Regions from separate parts of the Homo sapiens genome. Here region 2 is linked to region 1. Evidence: read pairs that join two places in POLR2A ChIA-PET (ENCODE). Cell type or tissue: PC-9. All regions are shown on one strand. Links, peaks and the distances in the headings refer to the core of each region. The heading gives the core; the rest is flanking DNA. Region 1 overlaps ATP2A2 (ATPase sarcoplasmic/endoplasmic reticulum Ca2+ transporting 2). Region 2 overlaps IFT81 (intraflagellar transport 81).

What was found. ChIA-PET counts read pairs that join two places held together with the same protein. Peaks named below come from ENCODE experiments on the same cell type or tissue, not always from the same donor. Only the 100,000 strongest peaks of a DNase experiment are listed, where the experiment ranks them.
Region 2: POLR2A ChIA-PET joins it to region 1 with 10 read pairs; 2 of 35 experiments call an interaction of 5 or more read pairs at or near these places.

The regions. Positions count from the first base shown.
Region 1 is chr12:110,324,502-110,336,833 of GRCh38, forward strand. It overlaps ATP2A2 (ATPase sarcoplasmic/endoplasmic reticulum Ca2+ transporting 2), which reads left to right. Exons shown (of 20, transcript NM_170665.4): 7 at 1,889-1,974; 8 at 3,052-3,516; 9 at 8,096-8,184; 10 at 8,680-8,782; 11 at 9,511-9,642. Among named protein-coding and RNA genes, the nearest start is that of ATP2A2, 49 kb to the left of the region's middle. In PC-9, for the core only: no CTCF peak of the experiment used is centred there; no DNase peak of the experiment used is centred there; H3K27ac peaks cover 1,068 bases.
Region 2 is chr12:110,173,915-110,186,246 of GRCh38, forward strand. It overlaps IFT81 (intraflagellar transport 81), which reads left to right. Exons shown (of 19, transcript NM_014055.4): 12 at 6,508-6,657. Among named protein-coding and RNA genes, the nearest start is that of IFT81, 56 kb to the left of the region's middle. RefSeq lists a silencer at 12,247-12,332. In PC-9, for the core only: no CTCF peak of the experiment used is centred there; no DNase peak of the experiment used is centred there.

The DNA.
Region 1 (12,332 bases), core at 2,732-10,731:
ACCTCTGCCTCCTGGATTCAAGCTGTTCTCCTGCCTCAGCCACCTGAGTGTCTGGGATTATAGGCGTGCGCCACCATGCCCAGCTTATTTTTGTATTTTTAGTAGAGACGGGGTTTCACTGTGTTGGTCAGGCTGGTCTCGAACTCCTGATCTCATGATCCGCCTGCCTTGGCCTCCCAAAGTGCTGGGATTACAGGCATTTAAAAACTTTTTAGGCTGGTCACGGTGGCTCATGCCTGTAATTTCAGGACTTTGGGAGGCTGCGGCAGTAGGATCACTTGTGGCCAAGAGTTTGAGAGAGCAGTTATAGTCTCTATAATGAAAATCTTTTTTTTTTTTTTTTTAAAGACAGAGTTGCACTCTGTGGCCCAGTGGCGCGATCTCAGCTCAGTGCAGCCTCTGCTTCCGGGGTTCAAGTAATTCTCATGCCTCAGCCTCCCTAGTAGCTGAAATTACAGGCATGCACCACCACACCTGGCTAATTGTATTTTTAGTAGAGATAGGGTTTTGCCATGTTGTCCAGGCTGGTCTTGACCTCCTGACCTGAAGTGATCGCCCGCCTCAAACCCCCAAAGTGCTGGGATTACAGACATAAGTCATCACACCCAGCCTATAATAAAAAACTTTAAAAGTTTAAAAAAAAATTTAAACTTCATAGAGGTTCTCGAATATTATCTTTCTTTCATTAAGAAATCATAATGTAGTTTTTGGCTAACTTGTGGAACCAATTTTTTTGGTCAAATATTGAGAGTGAAGTTTGCTACCTGTAACTTAAAGTAACATTTAGAGACATATTTTACTCAGATTGACCCTAATTATATATCTATGACATGATTTTTAAATTGAAATCAGCTGGGCATGGTGTCTCATGCCTGTAATCCCAGCACTTTGGGAGGCCGAGGTGGGGGGATCACCTCAGGTCAGGAGTTTGAGACCAGCCTTGGCCAACATAGCAAAACCTGTCTCTACTAAAAATACAAAAATTAGCTGGGCATGGTGGCACATGCCTGTAATCCCAGCTACTTGGGAGGCTGAGGCTGGAAAATTGCCCGGGAGGCAGAGGTTTCAGTAAGCCAAGATTGTGCCACTGGACTCCAGCCTGGGCAACAAAGCAAGACTCCGTCTCAAAAAAAAAAAAAAAGTAGTTCTTTATTTACCATGCGATCTTTCCAGTACACTTGCTAATTGCTACTCCAGAGCATAGCCAGATGTGGCCCACACCTGTAATTCCAGCACTTTGAGGAGGACAAGATGAGCAAATTGTTTGAGTCCACGAGTTGGAGACCACCCTGGGCAACATGGTAAAACCTCATCTCTACAAAAAAATACCAAAAAAATTAACCCGGCGTGGTATTGGGTGCCTGTAATCCCAGCTATTCAGGAAGCCAAGTTGGGAAGATTGCTTGAGCCCAGGAAGTTGAGGCTGTAGTGAGTTGTGATGGTGCCATTGCACCAGCCCGGGTGATAGAGCAAGACCTCTGTCTCGAAAAAAAAAAAAAGTATCAGTATATATGTTAAAGTATTTATTAAAGTATACAACAAATATATGTAAATAATACAGTCACAGTATCAGAGTATAAAATGATTACTGAAAAATAAATTAATTTGAATAGTTACTCCAGAAAATAATCAATGGGGATTCTACTTGAAAATTCACTTTTTTATTTTGGAATTGTGTTGATTTTTATCCTGACACCCTTTGTTCTGGTATTAATTTCCATTACTAAGTTTTCCCAGCTTACCTCCTTTGAATGAATTGGGCCTTTTGCCAACCTTTTCTCACACTAACAGTATCCCAAGAGTGGTAATGGGTGGGCATGAATGAGAGGTTCTAGGTTCTTGGTGTGGGTCGCAGAGATCTGTTTTTTCTGTCTCACAACCCGCTTAGGTGAATCTGTCTCTGTCATCAAGCACACTGATCCCGTCCCTGACCCACGAGCTGTCAACCAAGATAAAAAGAACATGCTGTTTTCTGTAAGTACTTTATGAAATGTGTTTTTATTTACAGACATTTCCAAAGCCTAATCAAATGTTATGTTTTTCACTGCCAACCATCACTGGCTATCATTCTAAAGGATAATCACACTTTTCATGGTCAGTCTTAGGTGTCAGAATATGGCAGTAACATAACGTGTGACTTAGATGTCTTTTAATTGGCAAGTTTTGGGGGACCAAAAAATAATGACTAGCTTATACATCTTCAAACTCTTACCTGCAAACATAGTTGAAAAGTAGATTTGTTTGGAAAAGCCTTAGCCAATAAAGGGTATTTTCAAAATGATGTAGATGACAGCTGCTATTTGTATGTGGTTCACAATAAAAAGGTGCGTGTTTAGAGAGAGAGAGAAAGCAAACATGGCAAACCATTAATAATGGTGAGTCTAGGTGCAAAGTATATGAATGTTCATTTTACTATTTCACTTTTTCTATTGATGTGAAAAATTCTTTGAATAGTGAGGAAATGATTTTAAGTTGGGGACATTTGTGGGTTTGTATGAGAACCTGACTACTACCCATAGTAAGTAAATAGAGGTACCCTGAAAATAGTGAAGCCATGTCCTTCTCTTATAACACTAGGAATTAAAGTGGCATGGGAGAGACTGCTCACATTTGATTTCTTTGGTTTTTGGACCCTGTCACATGAGTAGGGGTTGTCAAGATAGCCCATGGGGCTAGTTGCCGTTTCTATTACAGTGAGAAAAGTAGGGGCCTTGAGTTGTTGGAGCCAGAAGTGGAGAATGCTTAGAGTTGAACTATATGAGTTTGAAAAATTGGGAACACAGAGGGGTTAAGAGCACTGCTTGAAGATGGTCTGCAAGCCGGGCTCAAATAGAAATCTAGGTGGGTCAGTACAGAGCTGCCTGACATAAGTAAGTAGCACATGGAGCATTGCTTGTTGTCACAGTTGTATGGCTGGTTGCTTGAACAGTAGCCAGTGGAAGACCTAGTAGAATGTGTAGAGAATCTGGGTGCCCTAGTCAAAAACCAGCGTCGGTATTTAAGTTGGGATGTGGTATTCATCTTGTGACCAGTTCTCTACTTCTGTCCTAGGGTACAAACATTGCTGCTGGGAAAGCTATGGGAGTGGTGGTAGCAACTGGAGTTAACACCGAAATTGGCAAGATCCGGGATGAAATGGTGGCAACAGAACAGGAGAGAACACCCCTTCAGCAAAAACTAGATGAATTTGGGGAACAGCTTTCCAAAGTCATCTCCCTTATTTGCATTGCAGTCTGGATCATAAATATTGGGCACTTCAATGACCCGGTTCATGGAGGGTCCTGGATCAGAGGTGCTATTTACTACTTTAAAATTGCAGTGGCCCTGGCTGTAGCAGCCATTCCTGAAGGTCTGCCTGCAGTCATCACCACCTGCCTGGCTCTTGGAACTCGCAGAATGGCAAAGAAAAATGCCATTGTTCGAAGCCTCCCGTCTGTGGAAACCCTTGGTTGTACTTCTGTTATCTGCTCAGACAAGACTGGTACACTTACAACAAACCAGATGTCAGTCTGCAGGGTAAGAGGAGTAATTTAGAATATTCCGTGTCGTGGTTCTTTGTTCATCCTACCAATATGCCTTCATGCCATCAAAACTTTTGATTTGTAATTTCATACATTTCTGTGGGCTGTATGTATAGCCTGAGCTTAATTTCTAATATTTGAGAGGATCTAATCATTTAATTCCTAAAACTTTCACAAAATACAGGATATCTGTATGGCTGATATACTTGTATTAGATGTAAGAGAATTAGAGAAATTATATTTTCCTTTAATTAAAAAAAAAAAAAGCCTGGGCGCAGTGGCTCACGCCTGTAATCCCAGCACTTTGAGAGGCCGAGGCGGGTGGATCACCTGAGGTCCGAAGTTTGAGACCAACCTGACCAAAATGGTGAAACCCTGTCTCTACCGAAAAGACAAAAATTAGCTGAGTGGTGGCGTGCACCTGTAGTCCCAGCTACTCGAGAGGCTGAGACAGGAGAATTGCTTGAACCTGGGCAGCGGAGGTTGCAGTGAGCCAAGATCACACCACTGCTCTCAATTCTGGGCGACAAGCAAGACTCCATCTCAAAGAAAAGAAAAGAAAAAAGACAAGGTCTCATTCTGTTGCCCAGGCTAGTGTGCAGTGACACAGCTGTGGCTCACTTACAGCCTCAACCTCCCAGGCTCAAGTCCTCCCACCCCAGCCTCACAAGTAGCTGCAACCACAAGTGCATGCCACCATGCCCCACTAGTTTTTTTATTTTTTTTTGTAGAGGCAGGTTCTCACTATGTCACCAGGCTGGTCTTGAATTCCTGGGCTCAAGTGATCCTCCTGCCTTGGCCTCCCAAAGAGCTGGGATTATAAGCATGAACCACCACACTCAGCCTCCTTTCTAATTTTCCTGATCCTCTGTCTCTAGGTGTATGTTAATAGACAAGTTCTAGAGAAAGCTGCTAGTTAACCTCCCTACCTGAAGTCCTAATTGGTTTTTCTATCACATGTTGAATGAAGCGTGCTTTTTCTCAAAAAGTAGATAGTCATCTCTCTGTATTCATTAGAGATTGGTTCCAGGACCTCCCTCAGATACCAAACTCTGCAGATGCTCAAGTCTCTGAAATGAAATGGTTCAGTACTTGCATATAACCTTGTTCATCCTCCAGTATACTTGAAAACATCTCCAGATTACTTACAGTACCTAACGTAATATTATAAATGATATGTAAATAGTTAAACTGTGTTGTTTAGGGATAGTTAACCTGTGTTGTTTAGGGAATAATGACAAGAAAAAAATGTACATGTTCAGTACAGATGCAGTTATTTTTTCCATCTGCTGTTTAGTTGACCGTGGATGTGGAACCCACAGGTACAGAGGGCTGACTAAAATTGCTTTTAACTTGCTTTATTCTGTGTATTCATCATATATATTTTTGTTTGTTTGTTTGTTCTTGTTTTGAGATGGAGTTTCACTCTTGTTGCCCAGGCTGTAGTGCAATGGCCCGATCTCAGCTCACTACAACCTCCGCCTTCTGGGTTCAAGCAATTCTCCTGCTTCAGCCTCCCAAGTAGCTGGGATTACAGGCATGCGCCCCCACGCCCGGCTAATTTTTTGTATTTTTAGTAGAGATAGGGTTTCTCCATGTTGGTCAGGCTGGTCTCGAACTCGCGACCTCAAGTGATCCACCCGCTTTTGAAAGCCTCCCAAAGTGCTGGGATTATAGGCGTGAGCCCCCGCGCCCGGCCATCCTATATTTTTTGACCATCATTTGATAAAATAAATAATTTAAACCTGCTGTTAGAAAAGTAACAACTGAATAAATAATGCAATAATTATACAGCTGGATTATTTTGTATAATTCACTTTCCTTAGGTTTTGCTTAAACAACTTGGTACAAGTCTATTCCAAAAGGTACACATGACTCATACAGAGTAGACATTTGTCACATATTTTATTCGGCTCATTAATTAGCAAGGGAATCTGTATTTGAGGAAGTGTTCAATATTAGAATATTAGAATAGGGATTGCTAGGTTAGATTACAAAACTAATGTCTTACAGGGAAACCTCATATAACATGAGCATTTATTTAGTAACACAGTGTTACATTTTCCTAGAATGGGCTTGTTAAATAATGCTTCTGTATGATATTGAAAGGGTGTAGTTATCTTGGCCTTTTTGTCAGGTTTTAGATAATTATTTTTAACATCGGAAATTGTTTTATAATCAGTTAAGCCCTGTGAATTTTTATCTTGCCAATTTTAAGCTCATGATGATTTTTTAGATACAGGTTCTCCCTCCCCCGCAAGCTCCTTGTGAAGTCCAAACCCACATTTAGAATTGACAGAACTGGGGTGTTCCAACTTTCAAAGTGGAAAGCTTCTAGGTTTGTCTTAGGTTTCTCCAGGATATTAAGGTGTTTGAGCTACTTAAGTTCTTATTTTTTGGAACCAAAAGGTTGGATGAATTGGCTAAAAGTCAGTTTTGTCATACTGGTTGTTTCAGGAAGAGAAAGGGAATTTTCTTATTTACGATTTTGTGTCTCACTTAGCCTGAAAGCTTTAATTCCTCAGAATAGTCTTTATGTCTGTGAAAGTAAGCCATGTGTAAAGCCATGTGTAAAATTGTAATTTTTAAAATTTCAGTTTCCCAGTTCACTATAATTTTTTTTTGTTCTTTTCTCCCTTGAATGGCTTGGCTTAAAATGTTTTCTTATAATAAAGAAAAAGCCTGCCTGTTCTGAGTGAAGCTCTACCTCACAACAGGAAGCTGGTGCTAATTGGTATTCTGCAGGAGGCTTCTTGCAGTGGTATTGCATAACTGCCCTTGACTTAGGAAGATTTTCATCCTGCATATCCTAAATGGTTGACTTGCTCACAGTCAAAAATGTCTAAGTACATTTAGATTTAGCTAATGTAGATTCAGATTCTGAATGTCTTTTAGAATATTTTGGGCTTTGGTATAGACTCAAAGAATTTCACATTTTTGGCTGGGCACAGTGGTTCACGCCTGTTATTTCAGCACTTTGGGAGGCCGAGGCGGGCGGATCACCTGAGGTCAGGAGTTCGAGACCAGCCTGACTAACATGGTGAAACCTCGTCTCTACTAATATTACAAAAATTAGCTGGGCATGTTGGCAGGCGCCTATAATTTCTTTGGGAGGCTGAGGCAGGAGAATCACTTGAACCCGGGAGGCGGAGGTTGCAGTGAGCCGAGTCGTGCCATTGCAGTCCACCCAGCCTAGGCGACAGAGTGAAACTCCACCTCAAAAAAAAAAAAAAGTTATTTTAAAATAAAGATTAACTAATTTCCTTATTGAATGTGAGATGAATTGCTCTGAAAAGATGTGTTTTTAAAACACAACATAGCTTTGTTGTTGCTGTTATTACGGAGTTTTGCTCTGTCGCCCAGGCTAGAGTGCAGTGGCGCAATCTCAGCCCACTGCAACCTCTGCCTCCCGGGTTCAAGCACTTCTCTCCCTCAACCTCCTGAGTAGCTGGGATTACAGGTGCCCACCACCACGCCCGGCTAATTTGTTATATTTTTAGTAGAGACGGGTTTCACCATCTTTGCCAGGCTGATCTTGAGCTCCTGTCCTCATGATCTACTCACCTTGGCCTCTCAGTGCTGGGATTATAGGCGTGAGCCACCGTGCCCAGCTCAACGTGGCCTGTTTAACTTGAGTTTTACATTTTTTAAATTCCCCTTAGAGAATGATTTGATCAGATTATTAATTGCTCATATTTCAGAGAAAGCACGAGAAAATATAGTTTTGACATCACTTTCTGTAATTTTTTCTTTTTAGAGGAGGTTTTACAAGTTTTCATTTGCAATGAAAACACAAGCCTAAATCTTACTTTTCCAAACTGGGCTTCTGAATTATAATTTGTGAATGCAAATCAAGCAGTGGAAAAATTATCTTTAAGAAAATAGCTTATGTCGCTTTAAAAAATAAAATTAATCCTTTCCTAAGCATGCTTCCATCTGTATTGTCTAGGGAACATCAATTCATTCAGCTCTGCGGGCTCCTTACTGTATACATATAGTTATGCAGCTTCATAGAACATGAGCTATTGCCACAATAAAAATAAGTGGGAAGGAGCAGAGAAGCAGTTTGTCTTATTTTACTCGGGAAATGTTTATGCAACTCTGAAATGTGAGTTTATTCTTCCCAAGCTTTTGTGCTTAGCTCTAAGGCAGGACTACCTAATACCACTCTCACAGCCAGCCATTTGAAATTTGGGATTCTGAGCAATCTAAAGAGTAACTTGTCTCTGGAACTGACCTTTTGCTGACCGGGAGTCCTCATAACTTGGATTTTGTGTGGGTTGTTGTGTCTTTGGTGCCACTGCTGCTCATTCATTCAGCACCTCAGTGATGCTGTTTTTCATACTGTTCGATTGGTCGGGGGTGTGATGGGCGAAGCAGTCTAATATAATTAAGCTAGTTAGGGTAAGGGACAGTACTGCTGATGCTGAGTGAGCCTCAGTGAGTTTTATTAAAGTTGTTTTCGTAAATGAAAGAGGTTGTTTGCCTTTGTCCTAAGCTAACAAAGGTAGTTTATTTGTGTAGCATTTTTTAAAAATCCCTTTTAAATACTCTGATGCGCTCTCCCCCTACAGATGTTCATTCTGGACAGAGTGGAAGGTGATACTTGTTCCCTTAATGAGTTTACCATAACTGGATCAACTTATGCACCTATTGGAGAAGTGTGAGTAACCCTCCTCCTCATTTAAAGGATCTGGTGTGGCAGTTTAGTATTTGTATTGATTTGCAGCATGTCTACAAAGTTAAGACAGCTTTCTGAATGTGGCTCAAGTCAACACTTATTACTAAAGTAGTAAATGTTTTTAAAACAAAAACTTTGAAAGATGAACCAAAGGTTATAATCCAGTCATCTTTTTGCATCTTCTGGGCTCCAAACTTTCAAGAGGGATTTGTGTTTGTTATTCACTGTAGCCAGTGGTGGAAGAATTGAATTAAGAATTTCTGGTCTTTTTACTGATTGATTTCTGATACCAGAGATGCATTCTCTCTTTTGTTTTTGTCTAATATTGGCTCTGGCATCAAATTGTTTGGAATTTTTTCCAGTATGTTGTCCCAGAAATTCTGTTTTCATTATTAAACAATTGCGGGGGGGCAGGGGGCGGGAGGAATCAATAGTGGCGACCATACCCTGCTCTAAGAGTGTTTTCTCTTTGGGCAGGCATAAAGATGATAAACCAGTGAATTGTCACCAGTATGATGGTCTGGTAGAATTAGCAACAATTTGTGCTCTTTGTAATGACTCTGCTTTGGATTACAATGAGGTAAGTCTCTTCATAAATTAGAAGGAATGGCTGTTCCTAGTTCAAGGGTGGGGTGGGTGGAATGAAAGTCTAGCCTGCCTTCCTCCCTTTTGAAAGTCAAGGGTGCCTGATTTTGTTTCCCCCTTCCATTCAGAACCTGATGGTGGGGCCAGCATGACCTCACCAAAGAAAGCTGAGAGCCTTTCACATATCCTCTGTGACTGAGCATTGCAGTTAGTTAACTTAAAGTTGTAGTATATGTGATGTTCTTTCTGTTGATAGCATACTTACTATAAATGAATAAAACCCAGGATAGAAAATGCTTTCCTGAAAGCAAAGGATATAGTTTCTGTCTCAAAGGTAAGCTAGTCCCTGTCAGAGACAGAATGTGAACTCTTCAGAATGATAAGCAGTGACATGGAATTACATTATTATGTGAAGGCACTCTTTGAATTAATAGTGTGATCAGTGGCTTCTTATATTTGGGTGAAATAATAAATACTGTGTTTGATGTCATCTTATATTTAAGGGAAATGAAAAACCTACTTATTAGAATAAGATCACATGCACACCTGTACTTTGAGTATGTTTTTAATTATCTGGGTCACCTGTTTCAGAGGAGGATAAAAATGGCCTTACAGTGTTGTAATAGAGGACAGATTGTGCTTTTGTGGAAAAAAAATATTAAAGATAAATTTATCTGTGTACTTCTCCCTTTTTTCTACTTTCTGTGCCTTTAACCAATACAGGCAAAGGGTGTGTATGAAAAAGTTGGAGAAGCTACAGAGACTGCTCTCACTTGCCTAGTAGAGAAGATGAATGTATTTGATACCGAATTGAAGGGTCTTTCTAAAATAGAACGTGCAAATGCCTGCAACTCAGTGAGTATTTGAACCTGGTTTATTGTTCATGCTGCTTATCAGTCGTACTATATATACTTAGTGTCTGCACTGTCCTACTCTCTTAGAAAACTAATTATACCTTATCTCCTCAAACTTACAGTATTTCCTTCCCCATATTCACTCTCAGGTAAGATGCTCTTCCTGTGTATTTGACCAGGAAAATAAAAGCAATCAATAGCTAATTTCCTTGAGCGACCCTCTGGGCCCACAGGGGCTGCCTTCTCCCATAGTGCTGTGAACAGTGTTCTTGCTCCTAGCAGAAGCCACCTCCTCCCAACATCTTTGCTGCATTATTGATTTCCATCTCTACTAGATGTTCTTCAGCATAGGGGGAAATAATAGTGTCTTTCTATCTTGAAACTTTCCTTTGACCTTATTTCCCCTGTCAGCTACCACACTTTCTTTTCCTGTTCAATTAAACCTTTTTTTTTTTTTTTTTTTTGAGACAGAGTTTCTCTCTGTCACCAGATTGGAGTGCCATGGCGCGATCTTGGCTCACTGCAACCTCCACCTCCCAGGTTCAAGCGATTCTCCTGCCTTAGCCTCCCTAGTAGCTGGGATTACAGGCACACGCCACCACGCCTGGCTAATTTTTTGTATTTTTCGTAGAAAGGGGTTTCACCATGCTAGCCAGGCTGGTCTCGAACTCCTGACCTCAGGTGATCCGCCCACCTCGGCCTCCCAAAGTGCTGGGATTACAGGCATGAGCCACCGCGCCTGGGCATCAAACATTTCTTAACTCATTTGATGAGACCAGCATAACCAAATACCAAAGGTCAATGTGGTGATGGTGGTGGCAGTGGCAGTGGCAGTGGCAGAGGGCACCCACATTGTTCATGTATACACTGAACAAATAAGTGGCCTCTGAGCCTTTTTCTGCCTGTCAGAGTCTTTGAGACAGGGCTCATTCGACCAGCATCACTATGACAAGGGCCAGTAGCAAGGATGGGGAGTCTCCACAGTGAGTTGGACCTGAGTGAGGTTCCTCTCAAAGAGCTGCTGCTCCCTCCTGCCAAGACCACCATACTGGACCTGTCCTGCAGTACTGCCCTTAGATTTCTGTGGCCTCACAAGCCCGGGGAGCCTAGACCTCAGTAGAAACACTTTGCAACGGCTGCTGGTGAAGAATGGCCATCCATTGAGTCTCTAGCACCTGGGTCTCCTCAAAAGACTGGTCCCCCTGCCTGTCACTTGGCTCAGCTTAAGAACTTGAAGTGGACCAGGCGCAGTGGCTCACACCTGTAATCCCAACACTTTGGGAAGCTGAGGCGGGAGAGTCACTTGAGGCCTAGAGTTTAGGTTGCAGCATCACTGCACTTGAGCCTGGGCAACAGAGTCAGACCCCATCTCAAAAAAAAATTAAGGCCTGAAGTGGCTAAACTTGAAGGATAACTCCCTTTATCTTATCCTGGCCAAAGTGGTAGATGATTGCTTGGATGAGAAGTGATATGCAGATAAGATGTTGCAATACACAAAGTCTGTGTGGGTCAGTCGGTCACGTGGGTGCCAAGGACAGGTGGGAGAGAAGAAGCAAGCTACAGAAGCAGCTCAAGAATGGGAACTGCGGAAGCTGATTGTATTGGAGGAAGGAGTGTGATGCTCTCAGAGCAGCCAGGGAGGAGCAGAAGGAGCTTAGGGACGTAAGTCAGGCTCTCAAAGTCTATGTCTGGTTCCTGCCCCCACAAACCACCACCCAGGAAACATCATTCCTGAGCTGTGTGGCAGCAGCAGCAGCTGCTCCTTTTATATGGCAGACAGGGTGATTGCTTGTTGGGCAAGAGCCCTCCTACACTATCTTAGAGTGAATACCCTCTATCTGCAGTCCAGGGTCTGCACAGCCACATGGTCCTCTAATAGGTCCACCAGACCATTTGCCTGCAAACAGCCTCATCCTCAGTGCCCACTGTCTCCTAGCTGTGGAGCTTGGATTCCTATGGAATTGGGTTCTGCTGAACATACCTCTTTTTAGCATCAGACCTACCTGTCTGTCATCACCATGGGGCTGCCAGTCAGTACTTTTGCAGCCTCTTTATAGGACATTGTTGTAACTTAGGGTTCCCTGGTAGAATAAGGAGCGATGGGAAGGGGAGAGGTTCTGCCTGCCTGAAGGAACAGGTCTGGGGGAGGAGAGAGGTAAAACTCAGCCTTTTCTAGTTGTCATACACAGCTGTATAAAGGCAAGCCTCATTTAGCAAAATGATTAGTTGTCACCACGTTTAATGCTTTTTGTATGTCATAAGCCCTTTCATCCCTTCCTGGATAATAAGGGCAAATGAGGAGGCATTGTGTCATTGGGGGGTAGTACAGCCTGAGTTGGGAGGGAGCAGTATACCTGTTTTCTTAATAACCTCAAATATCAGGCATTTTAGTGACCACACAAAATCTCAGGGTGAAAAGTTCTAGACCATCATGTCCAGCCTGCAGTTAGGGACACCTAGCCCTTCCATGACCTGTATGGCGTGGTCTTCCGGTTAGTGTGAGGCAGCATTTTGTCTCCTTTATACTGTCCTGAGAAAACAAAACTCACACTGGAATTGAGACTGTCTCAGCTGAAATATAGATTCCTTTTCAGTAAACTGATGCACAATTCACAAATAGCAGTCTCAAAGCCATGAAGGCCTTGGACCACTCCTTTGGCTTCTTCCCTCTACCCATGTGTCTTCCATGAA
Region 2 (12,332 bases), core at 1,690-9,689, 150 kb before region 1:
GACCCTGCCAAATCCCCCTCTGTGAGAAACACCCAAGAATGATCAATAAAAAAAAAAAGAAAGAAAAAAAAAGAAAAATTAGGCCGGGCACGGTGGCTCACGCCTGTAATCCCAGCACTTTGGGAGACTGAGGCGGGTGGATCATGAGGTCAGGAGATCGAGACCATCCTGGCTAACACAGTGAAACCCCATCTCTACTAAAAATACAAAAAAATTAGCCAGGCATGGTGGCGGACGCCTATAGTCCCAGCTACTCGGGAGGCTGAGGCAGGAGAATGGCGTGAACCCGGGAGGCGGGGCTTGCAGTGAGCCAAGATCGCGCCACTGCACTCCAGCCTGGGCGACAGAGCAAGACTCCGTCTCAAAAAAAAAAAAAAAAAAAAAAAAAAAAAATTAGCCGGGTGTGGTGGTGTGCCTGTAATCCCAGCTACTTAGGAGGCTGAGGCCAGAGAATTGCTTGAACCTGGGAGGCGGAGGTTGCAGTGACCCGAGATTGCACCATTGCATTCCAGCCTGGGAGACAAGAGCAAGACTCCGTCTCAGAAAAAAAAAAAAAAAAAAAATGGCTTTGTGTTTCTTAAACAATGTAAAGTGCTTATTATATGATAGTCTTGTCAAGTCTTCACAGCTAATTACTTTGAAAATCATTTTCATGCCAGATATTGAGGGAGAAAATTTGCAGCAGGAGCAGTAATTCTTGTTTCACATAAATATCTAGAATGATGCCTGGAATCCAATAATTCTTTTGAGTTCCTGATAAGCGAAAAGCATTTATAAATGGTTACATTCTTAGAGAAATAAACTGCCTATCCATTACAAAAGCTAGCCCAGATTCTGATCATTACTCTTAAAGGTTGTAAAACATACTAAATACACAAAAGGAAAAAGAACATCTGTCAATTTCCATTTTGATCACAGGGGAGCCGAGTCTTTAAAATTGGTCCTGAAGCCAGAAGCTAGCACTATAAAGCATTAGTCCATTACAAAACCCAAATGCACGCAGAGATAAAGATTAGAGTTTCACACAACTGAGTACTCTCTCAGCACCTGCTAGCATAAACCATAAAGTATTAATCTTATTTGATCTCAGCATCTAAAATGATAGCTGCTCTTTCATAGAAGACTAATTTAGATTACAAATGTATATGGGTACAAATGATTAGTAATAGCTGCTATAATGGGCTTCCCTGCCCAGTAGCAAGCTTTGTAGTTTACTTTACTGACAAATTCATTTGGTTTACCTGTTATGATACACTATGGGAAGCTTTTTCCTTAATGTTCTAAGGATTTGTTGCTTACCTCCTATGCCTTTAAAAATTATTTTTTTCCTTTATAGCTAAAGGTGACTGGCTGAGAGTTCTTTATAATATCTTGCCCAGCTACTGCAAAGGCTGAGTGGATTAATATTTTGGCACACTCACAATATTTGTGGCACGTGCATGTACCAGAGCATACCCCATTTAGGAAGGTCTGCTCTGGAGCAGTGCTACTCAAAGTGTGGTCTGAAGACTAGTTTCAGTCCAGAGACTGTTAGTTTCTTCTAATCTGCAGCCATATAAATTGAGAGGAAACATTTAGAAACCCTTATAGTCATTTGATCTCGGTATTTTCGTTATTTTACAAAAGTATCTGATGCACATATGTTTAGAAATTTTTTAAAAAACTCGTCCTTTAACAGATAGTTTGAAAAGTCCTGCTACTTGTAAAAGTGGAGTTGGTGAGCCATAGAATATGTATAGTGTCTGCTTCAGTAGACAAGCCAAGTTGTTTTCCAGACCATTGCTCTAAATTATATATCTCCCTCTCTACTTCCTCCACATCATCACCAACACTTGGTATTGAAAGATTTTTTATTTTTGCCAGTTGGGTAGGTGTGAAAATGGTATCTCATTGTTTTATTTATTTATTTATTTATTTTTAGACAGAGTCTGTCTCTGTTGCCCAGTATCTTCTCTGGCATTGAGAAATTTGGCTCCCTTTTTCTATATTGCATTTATTTATTTGCTCAATCAATAAACTTGCTTGTTTGCTCAATTTAAATAATCTATCAACTACTCCAGCCTCCTTCTTTACACACCAATCCTGTGTCCCCATCCCACCAACCACATTTTCACCCTCTGTGTCTATGTTTCCACGACTCCTCACTCACCCCTCTGTGTCCTCAGCTGCCAGGCCTGCTAGCCTATGTCTCTGTGTGTTTCCTCAGCCCCTAATCCCATCATTGCATATCCTTGGCCATTCAGCCTGTTGACCTGTACCTCCATTAACTCCCCCTACTACCCTGTGTCCCCAGTCACCAGCCTCCTGGTCCACACTTCTGATACAACTTCCCAAGCCCCCTCATTTCCCAGTATCTTTGACCTCCGGACCCTGTACCCCGCCATGCCTCTATGCAACCTTACTGGCACCTCCATGCAGCTCTCTATTTACTGCCTACCTCTCCAGCTACCATTTTGACCCCTGTAAACCAGGAATGGAAGGGAAAAGGAGGGCAATTTTTACTCTTATTCTCATCTGAGTGTACAGCAGAGTTTACCAGAGGCTTCACAAATGATCAGGCCATTGCTCTGGCCGCTAATGGAATGAGTACTTGTGTTTTATAAGTCTGAAGATTTAGCTTCAATGTGTTCATCAGTTTTGTTTTTTGTATGACATTGAAGATCCAAAAATAACCTAAAATCCAAATGATAATTAAAAGAAACCACCAATGGAAGAAAAAACATTGATAATGTGTTTTCTTTTTTCTAATTAATTCTGGAATAGTAGAGCCCTTAGAATGCTTTGATGGCCACCTATTGCTTAATCGTATGTAACTGTGATTGATCTGACCCAGACTACTCTTCCATTAGTTATTATATATAATGAATATCAAATAATAACCAATCAGCATAGAACACACTCAGTAATTTGTAGGTTTGTTCTTTCATCAAAAACATTTATAGCTTTCAGCTTTTAAAAATAGTTCTGGAGTACAGCAAGATAGAGAAGGGGAAAATTGGCCTCTATATTACAGAGGATAGCAGATGAACAGGGTTGATTTCATTTTGGGCACTTTGCCCAGGACACTTTTAATAGCATATATAGTTACTCTAGGGATTCTGAATCTGTGGTTATGTCAGGCTTACACATTTATTCTTTAAAAGGAAAATTTGCAAGTTATTAGACTTCAGGTACATTAGTATGACTTAAATTTTTAATTTTTAAAGAAGTTTCTGTAACGCAGTCATTGAAAATTTGTGGTGTGAGGGCTGGATTCCTTAATATTAAAACTAACCTAATCATGGATAGAAAAATATTTTAAACTTTCTTCTTCTAAAACACAGTGTGTTCCTCAGTTCTTTCAAAGTTTGTTTTTTTGTTTTGTTTTGTTTTGTTTTGTTTTGTTTGAGACAGAATCTCGCTCTGTCGCTCAGGCTGGAGTGCAGTGGCACAATCTCGGCTCACTGCAACCTCTGCTTCCCAGGTTCAAGCAATTCTCATGCCTCAGCCTCCCTAGTAGCTGGGATTACGGGCACACACCACCACGCCCAGCTTATTTTTTGTATTTTTAGTAGGGACGGAGTTTGGCCATACTGGCCAGGCTGGTCTCAAACTCCTGAGCTCACGCAGTCCCCCCACCTCAGCCTCCCAAAGTGCTAGGATTACAGGTATGAGCCACCGCACCTGACCAGCTCTTTCAAAGTTTAAGTCAAATTTTAAAAGATGTCTAAACTAGGAATTGGAAGTTTATTTTAACGTGAAGAATTTTTAATCTTAGTATTTTAAAGGAATTTTTGTATACTCAGGAATCAAGTATTTTAGAAAAAAATTAAATTTTAGAGATGGTGTACTTTCTATTTCACTACTTTATAATTTAGAATTATTAACCTTAGAATTTGCTTTCAAAATTGGAAGGAAAAGCCGGGCGCAGTGGCTCATGCCTGTAATCCTAGCACTTTGGGAGGCCAAGGTGGGCGGATCACCTGAGGTCAGGAGTTCAAGACCAGCCTGGCCAACATGGTGAAACCCCATCTCTACTAAAAATACAAAAATTAGCCAGGCATGGTGGCGTGTGCCTGTAATCCCAGCTACCCGGGAGGCCGAGGCAGGAAAATTGCTAGAACCCTGGAGGCAGAGGCTGCAGTGAGCCAAGATTGCGCCACTGTACTCCAGCCTAGGTGACAGAGCGAGACTCTGTCTCAAAGAAAAAAAAAATTGGAAGGAAAAATATCAATGTGGGCTGGGCACAGTTGCTCATGCCTGTAATCCCAGCACTTTGGGAGGCCAAGGTGGGCAGATGACCTGACGTCAGGAGTTCAAGACCAGCCTGGCCAACATGGTGAAACCCCGTCTCTACTAAAAATACAAAAATTAGCCTGGCATGGTAGCAGGCACCTGTAATCCCAGCTACTTGGGAGGCTGAGGCAGGAGATTTGCTTGAACCTGTGAGGTGGAGGTTGCAGTGAGGGGAGATTGTGCGGCTGCACTCCAGCCTTAGAGACAAGAGCAAGACTCCATCTCAAAAAAAAAAAAAAAAGAAAGAAAGAAAAATACCAATATGGTAATAGAGCTTGTGTTGAGATAGTGGCTTTGAGTGAACTTTTCCTTTTTTCTGTTTTCCAAAATTTCAACAATATGTTCATTACTTTTATTATTTATAAAATTATTTATTAACTATCCCCCAAAATTAGCTTTAAGAAGCACTGGACATTAAAAAGGCTAAGATTCTTTTTTTTTTTTGAGATGGAGTCTCACTCTGTCGCCCAGGCTGGAGTGCAGTGGCGTGATCTCGGCTCACTGCAACCTCCGCCTCCCGGGTTCAAGCAATTCTCCTGCCTCAGCCTCCTGAGTAGCTGGGACTACAGGCACATGCCACTACGCCCGGCTAATTTTTTGTATTTTTAGTAGAGATGGGGTTTCACCATGTTGGCCAGGCTGGTTTGGAACTCCTAACCTCAAGTGATCTAACTGTCTTGGCCTCCCAAAGTGTTAGGATTATAGGCGTGAGCCACCACATCCAGCCTTGAATTCCTTTAAATATTATGCTACTTTGTTTGCTCTTCCAAACTCTAGTTGGTATTACTTAATAATGGGGTCTTTCCATTAGAGTTGTAACTTTTTTCCATTATTAGTTATAACTTTGATATGATGGGTAGGTAAATAGATAAATTAGATAGCTATGAGTCTTCACTAACTTGGGATATTCTTAGCTTTTTAACATTTCGATGGGTACCATCCCAGTGTCTCAGATGCTTGATAGCAATATATAGTCACAGTACATTTCTTAAGTGATAAATAGTAGCTACAAGTGTTGATGGTTCCGGTTGGCTATATTAGTCCCAGTAGTCCAATGGACTGCTACCAAAATAGTACAGTACATGAGATATACCATGATAAAACCACAACCAGAATTGTGGTCATTAATCTCCTACTTTTTCTTCTTTTTTGACCTTTTTATTTTTATAAGGTTGTCTTTCTGTTTTCCTAATCCTTATTTGTAAAGTCTAAAATGAATAGCTTTTATATAAGGATTTAGAATATTTTAAGGCCAGGCACGGTGACTCATGCCTGTAATCCCAGCACTTTGGGAGGCCAAGGCGGGTGAATCACTTGAGCTGAGGAGTTCAAAACCAGCCTGGGCAACATAGGGAAACCCCATCTTTACAAAAAATGCAAAAATTAGCCAGGCGTGGTGCTCTGCACCTGTGGTCCTCCTACTCTGGAGGCTGAGGCAGGAGAATTGCTTGATCCCAGGAGGTTAAGGCTGCAATGAACTGTTATCACACCACTGCACTCCAGCCTGGGCAACAGAGCAAACCCTATCTCGAAATTATATATATATATATATATATATATATATATATATATATATATATATATACACACACACACACACACACACACACACACACATTTTATATGTATACATATATTAAACATATACACATAATATATATATATAATATATGTACATATAATGGGTCAAAAAATTAAAAACACAAAATATTTAAACATTGTGGGTGACAGAGTGAGATTTGGTCTCAAACAAATAAATAAATAAAGGAATTCATTTGGTAAGTACTATTTATTATCTGTTATGTATTAGGCACTGTGCCAGACACAGAGGATACAACGTAGAGTTGCTTAGAGCAAGATACTTGCAGGTCCTGCCCTCATCAAGCTTAAGGAATAGTGGGGAAAACAAATACTGAACTGAAGTTTAAAATGATGGCAAACATTACACATAACTGAATAGGCCCTGCAAATAAGTAACAGGAGTTTAACCTGGTTAGGGATGAAGACAGGAAGATGGGGGTTGGGAAGTTTTATAATAAAACTAAATTATTAAGTTATTATATAATATATAATTATTATATAAAGTTTTCTAATAAAACGAAATTATTATATACGTGTGACATGTTGGGAAGTAGAGAAGAAAAAATGTGAATATATTGAGTTTATACAGATGTATGATATTTAGCTACTACTTTTCTACTCATTAGATTACATATTGTGTTTTTTTTACAGTTCAAACGATATGTCAATAAACTTCGAAGCAAGAGTACAGTTTTCAAAAAGAAGCATCAGATAATAGCTGAACTTAAAGCTGAATTCGGTCTTTTGCAGAGGACTGAAGAACTTCTTAAGCAACGTCATGAAAATATTCAACAACAACTGGTAATACAGTATTATCTTGGGCTACTATAAATACAAATGCCAGGAGGTTTATGGGTTACAGCTTTATACTGAAGTCATTGTTTTTACTGGAAAAATGATAAAAGTATTACTTTTCTCTGATTAATTACAGACATGACATATAAGTTGATTCATTTATTTTTAATGTAGCAGTAAGCACTGGCTTTTGTGTGTGTGCTGACTTCGGGGTTATTAATAGAAAAACTTGAATTCCAAGTAGGTTTTTTCTTTTGGTTAGTTAGTTAATATGAGTAAAATTATCATACCAAGAGAGTGACTGTAAAATATTTTTTTATCATGGCCTGCTGGGCAGAAATTTCTAAGCAGCCACTTCCAAGAAGCTTTGGAAAGAAATATCCAGGGAAGTGCTGTGTGGAAGTCTGCCTCCAGGCTTATTCCTTATGTGTTTGTGCCTTGGTTGTCTGAAAAAAGTTAAACCCAAAGTAGTCCCACAGCAAAGTTGTTCTCATTGTGGATGCCAGTTCCTCAGGGTTTCCTTCATTTGGCTTTTTTTTTTCTTTCACCAACGAGGAAACTTTCATCTGGGTGCTGGTTTACCAGCTAGCAATAATCTGGTAGAAGTAAGTGGAATTTCAACCAGTTGTGTTTCCTTTTAACTGGCAATATGAACTGTCTCATGCTGATGAATATTATTTGCTTTTAGGGAACTTAAGACTGAAAATTTACTGTGAATCAACATGGATTCTAACAGCACTAACTTTAAAACTGATAGTAGTAACTGCATTATTGTTTACTTCAAAATATCTTCTAATTTCTATTGTGATTTCTTTGACCTTTTGGTCATGGCTTAAAATCCAATATTTGGGGGATTTTTCTAGTTACCTTTCTATTATGAATTTCCAGGTTATTTCCATTGTGACCAGAGAGCACACTCTGATTTCAGTCCTGTGAAATTTGTAGTCTTGCATTATGGCCCAGCATACGGTCTGTTTTGGTAATTGTTTCATGTGCAGTGAAGAGAATGTATATTCTGCAGTTGTTGGGAATAGTATTCTAAATATGTCAATTCAGTCAGTATGTTAGCCATGATATTCACATCTTCCATATCCCTGTTGATTTTTTGTCTGCCTGTTCCATCAGTTACTGAGAGAAGTGTGTTAAAAATCTCTAACTATAATTATGGCTTTGTTGCTTTTTTTAGTTCCATCAGTTTTTGCTTCATATTTTTTTCTTAAGTTGGGTCCCTAGAAGCAGAGCTCGAGAAGGGAATTCTTTGTGCTAGTGATTTATTGAGGGAGTACCTTCAGAAGGAGGGGAGTGAGGGAAGCAGATGAGGCAGCAGAAAAAAGCCAAGCAAGAAAAGGACATGGTCTCAACTGGAGCTGGCTTCATTCTGATCCCATGATCAACTTTGGAACAAATTGCACTGGAGTTGATTCCATCTTGATGCAAGGGGGCTGGCCTTTTGTACCCCATGGCAGTCAGTCATTTGGCTGTGGTCAAGTGTAACCTCTTAGGTGAGACACCTCCCATTTCGCTGAGGGCACTCTCTGGAGAAAGGGGTAACTATGAGCTATTTAGCAGTCAACATTCATAACAGTTTGCAAATGAGGTCTGAGTGGGGCACCAGCAACATCTACTACAGTTCACCCCTTGCACTAGTAGGATCTACTTGTTTGTCACATTAAATTTACTCCACCCAGCTATAGCTTCTATAGGATTCTAGTTGGTCGCAATTTCTAGGAAAACTTATAGGAGAAAGATTAGTGGGACAAATGGAAACTCTCATTGCTACATTTGGTTCCAAGGACATAACTGATATTCAACATCTCCTTCCTTTACTATCCATTCTAGAGTTCCCTCACCTCAGCTAGTACCTCCTCTGGTTTAGATGACTTACTTGGTGGGATGACCCAGTTCCTCATCCTTGAGAAGTGTGAGACTCTAGTAATCATGCCCTTACCAGGCCATGGCTGCTATACTTCCCCATTTACAGTTAAAACTGGGCATGGGAGTACCAAGATATGCCCTAATGGATCATCTGAGTCCTAAATATATTTCTTTCTGTCCCTGTTATATAGCAGCATCTATATAGCCTTATGATACCCTGCTTTCTTTGCCTGCTGATCTATTGACATGAGAAGCTCAAGTGACCAGATGGTAGTCAGAACATTAAGTGTCAAGGGCCTCTTAATGTGCCTTCTGATGGAAGCATGCCATCAGAATATCTCTGGCAACCAGAGTATCTATACCCACAGAGCCTACAGTTGTCTGGAAGGGAAGCATAATTCCCTAAAGTGGATCACTGGGGATCATGGTTCGTGGTGACACCTATACTTTCATCTCATGGTTCTGAGACCTATGCTTTCTATCGGGAACATAGCACCATATCATGGGCATCGGTTTAAGGTGTACACCCCATCCTAAAGGTAGAACTCATTTTCATAGGCCATCCAGTTCCAACTGGGGCCTTACGTTTAAGACACTGTTCCACTATTCTGTCAGGCCATCAGCTTTCCAGATAGTGTAGTATGTGGTAAAATTACTGAATTATATGGTCATACGAATGCTATCATACTTCCTTTGCTGTAAAGTGTGTCCCTTGGTTTGAGGTGATATTATGTGAGATTCCACATCAGTAGACTGAATGCTCTTAGCCCTTGGATAGTAGTGCTGGCTGAAGTACAATGGGCAAGAAAGGCAAACCTATACTCAGAATATGGATCAGTCCCATTAAGGATGAAATGTCACCTTTTTCAGGGCAGAAAGGGTCCGATGTTATTAAATTGCCACAAAATAGGGGGTTGGTTTCCTCAAGGGATGATTCCTTACCCAGAGCTCAGGAATGGTCTCTGTTGCTGGCAGGTCAGACGTTTGATATTGGCAGCAGCTAGATGAGCATTGATGAGAGAGAGCCCATGCTATTTGGCTCATACGTAACTTCCATCTCTACCAACAAAGCCATTCTGTTTGTGAGTCCATTGTTTAAGCACTGTGTGGGCCAATGTCAGAGGCTGGCTGACATCTGCTGGCCAAATCATCCTTTCCACTTGGTTGTTCAGTGCATCTTCTGCAGTGGACATTTTCCGGTTTCCATGTAATGAAAAGATCATTATACTTAGTGCCTACTCCCATAGGTTCAAACACATGCCTCTTTCCTAGACCTCCTTGTCCTTGCTGTCTTGCATCTTCCAGGGCCTTGACCAACAAGCTGAGCCATTTGCCACTGCCCAGAGGATACAGGATAATCTGGGGATTCAAGGTTCTCAAGTGGGTCTATCCAGATACCCCCATCCCAGACTCAGCACCCTTTTTCTTCTCTGTCAGGGCCCTGACTTTGGCATAGAATATTTGCCTAGACTAAGAATTCAACTTTCTCTGGAGTTTTGCCAGTCTTAAAATTAGTCCTGTGCCTGGTTTTCAGCTCCCTCTGCACTTTAGCCAGGGGAAATGAGAGTTTCTTTAAAGCCCTTAAGGAGGTTCTCTAACTTGATCACTTTGCTTTAAATTACAAATTAGGCTAGGCATGGTGGCTCACGCCTGTAATCCCAGCACTTTGGGAGGCCGAGGCGGGTGGATCACGAGGTCAGGAGATCGAGACCATCTTGGCTAACACGGTGAAACCCTGTATTTACTAAAAATGCAAAAAATTATCCGGGCGTGGTGGCGGGCACCTGTAGTCCCAGCCACTCGGGAGGCTGAGGCAGGAGAATGGCGTGAACCCCGGAGGCAGAGCTTGCAGTGAGCCGAGATCATGCCACTGGACTCCAGCCTGGGTGACAGAGCGAGACTCCATCTCAAAAAAAATAAATAAATAAATTACAAATTAATGGATTTGAGCCTGTTATTTTATCTCTTCAACCATCAGTGGAGTTTAGTGATAGCCACCCCAGTTCCATAGTCCTTATAGTTACTATTTCTCCTCAAATGCCAGAAACATTACACCGTCTAGTGCATCTTTGTATCAGTTCAGATCCTCCAAGAAGCAGACACTGAGATGGGATTACATGTACAAAAGATTTATTGAAGGACATACTTATGAAGGGTAAAGGGAAGGGAGCAGGAGGAGGCAGGGAAAGCCTTCAGGCTCTGATACAGGTCTGACACCTGTGAAAGGAAAGGGCAAAGGAAGATTGGGTAGAAATAGCCTCAAACTTCAACACAACTCTGAGAAAGTTTTGGTCAGGCTGATGGAGAGTTCCTGAGCCAGTCACCTATTAGAGGAGTCCCTTGTCAGGCAGGACTGGGCCAACACTAGTACTACTGCTGTACTCAGTCATTGGCTAAGAGCAGCTCCAGGGAAGCATAGCGTTGGTGCAAACATGATGATGGACCCAGAGGGGCAGCAGCTATGGATATCAGTCAGCTCTGTTCCTCTCAGCCAACTCTCTTGAAAGCAATCTGAGCCATAAATTTTGTTGGCCACCACAATCCCCATCCACCTGTATTCTTCCCCAATTCACCACAAGTGAAAGTCTTATTAATTGCACTGCTGCAACATGCCTGGGACTGTCAGTACTCTACCTGCCACAGTAATAGAGTCCTTAGTTCCATTTAGCCAGTGAGTGATTGCACTCTAGTGCTTATGCCAGAGATTATGATATACACCCTTGACTGATTACAGTCTTCACTAAATTTTTTTTTCTTTTTTTTGAGACAGAGTCTCTCTCTGTTGCCCAAGCTGGAGTGCAGTGGCACGATCTCAGCTCACAGCAACCTCCGCCCCCTAGGTTCAAGTGATTCTCCCGCCTCAGCCTCCCAAGTAGCTGGGACTACAGGAGTGTGCCACTATGCCCAACTATTTTTTTGTATTTTTTTTTTAGTAGAGACGGGGTTTCACCATGTTAGCCAGGATGGTCTCAATCTCCCGACCTCGTGATCTGCCCACCTCGGCCTCCCAAAGTGCTGGGATTACAGGTGTGAGCCACTGCACCCAGCCAGTCTTCACTAAATTTTTACTATTGCCGTGTCCTGGGCAATGCAAGAACCTAAAACACTTTAACTTTGTTTACCTCCTTCCCATATTTAGTGCTATTGTTGATAATATTTTTTTAATTCTAAATATAATTTTCTTGAGAAGGGGTCTTGTTCTGTTGCCCAGGCTGGAATGTAATGGTACAGTCAGAGCTCACTGCAGCCTCAACCTCCTGGGCTCAAGTGATTCTCCCAAGTACCTGGGACTACAGGCGTGCACTACCACACCCAGCTAATTTTTATGTGTATTTTTTTTTCAGACATGGGGTCTCACTATGTTGTCCAGGCTGGCCTCAAACTCAGGGGCTCAGGCAATCCTCCTACCTCAGCCTCCCAAAATGCTAGGATTACAGGTGTGAGCCACTGTGCTGGGGCCTAGATAGATTTAAATCGTACATGATATTATGTTCAATATTATTCTAGATTATCTACCTGTTTACTCTTTTCATGGTTCTTCTTTTCTTCCTTCATCATTGTTCTTCTATTGGTATCTGTCTAATGAGCTCACCTTAAGTATTTTATTTAGTTCAGGTCTGCTTAAATCTTCTCAGTTTTTGTTTTTCTTAAGACACCTGTATTTTACCTTCATTTTGAAGCACATTTTTACTGAATGTAGAATTTTTGGTTGGCAGCTATTTTCTTTCGGCACTTTAAAGATTTAATTCCATTGTCTTCTGACTTCCATTATTTATTTCATAACATCAACTGTACATCTTGTTTGT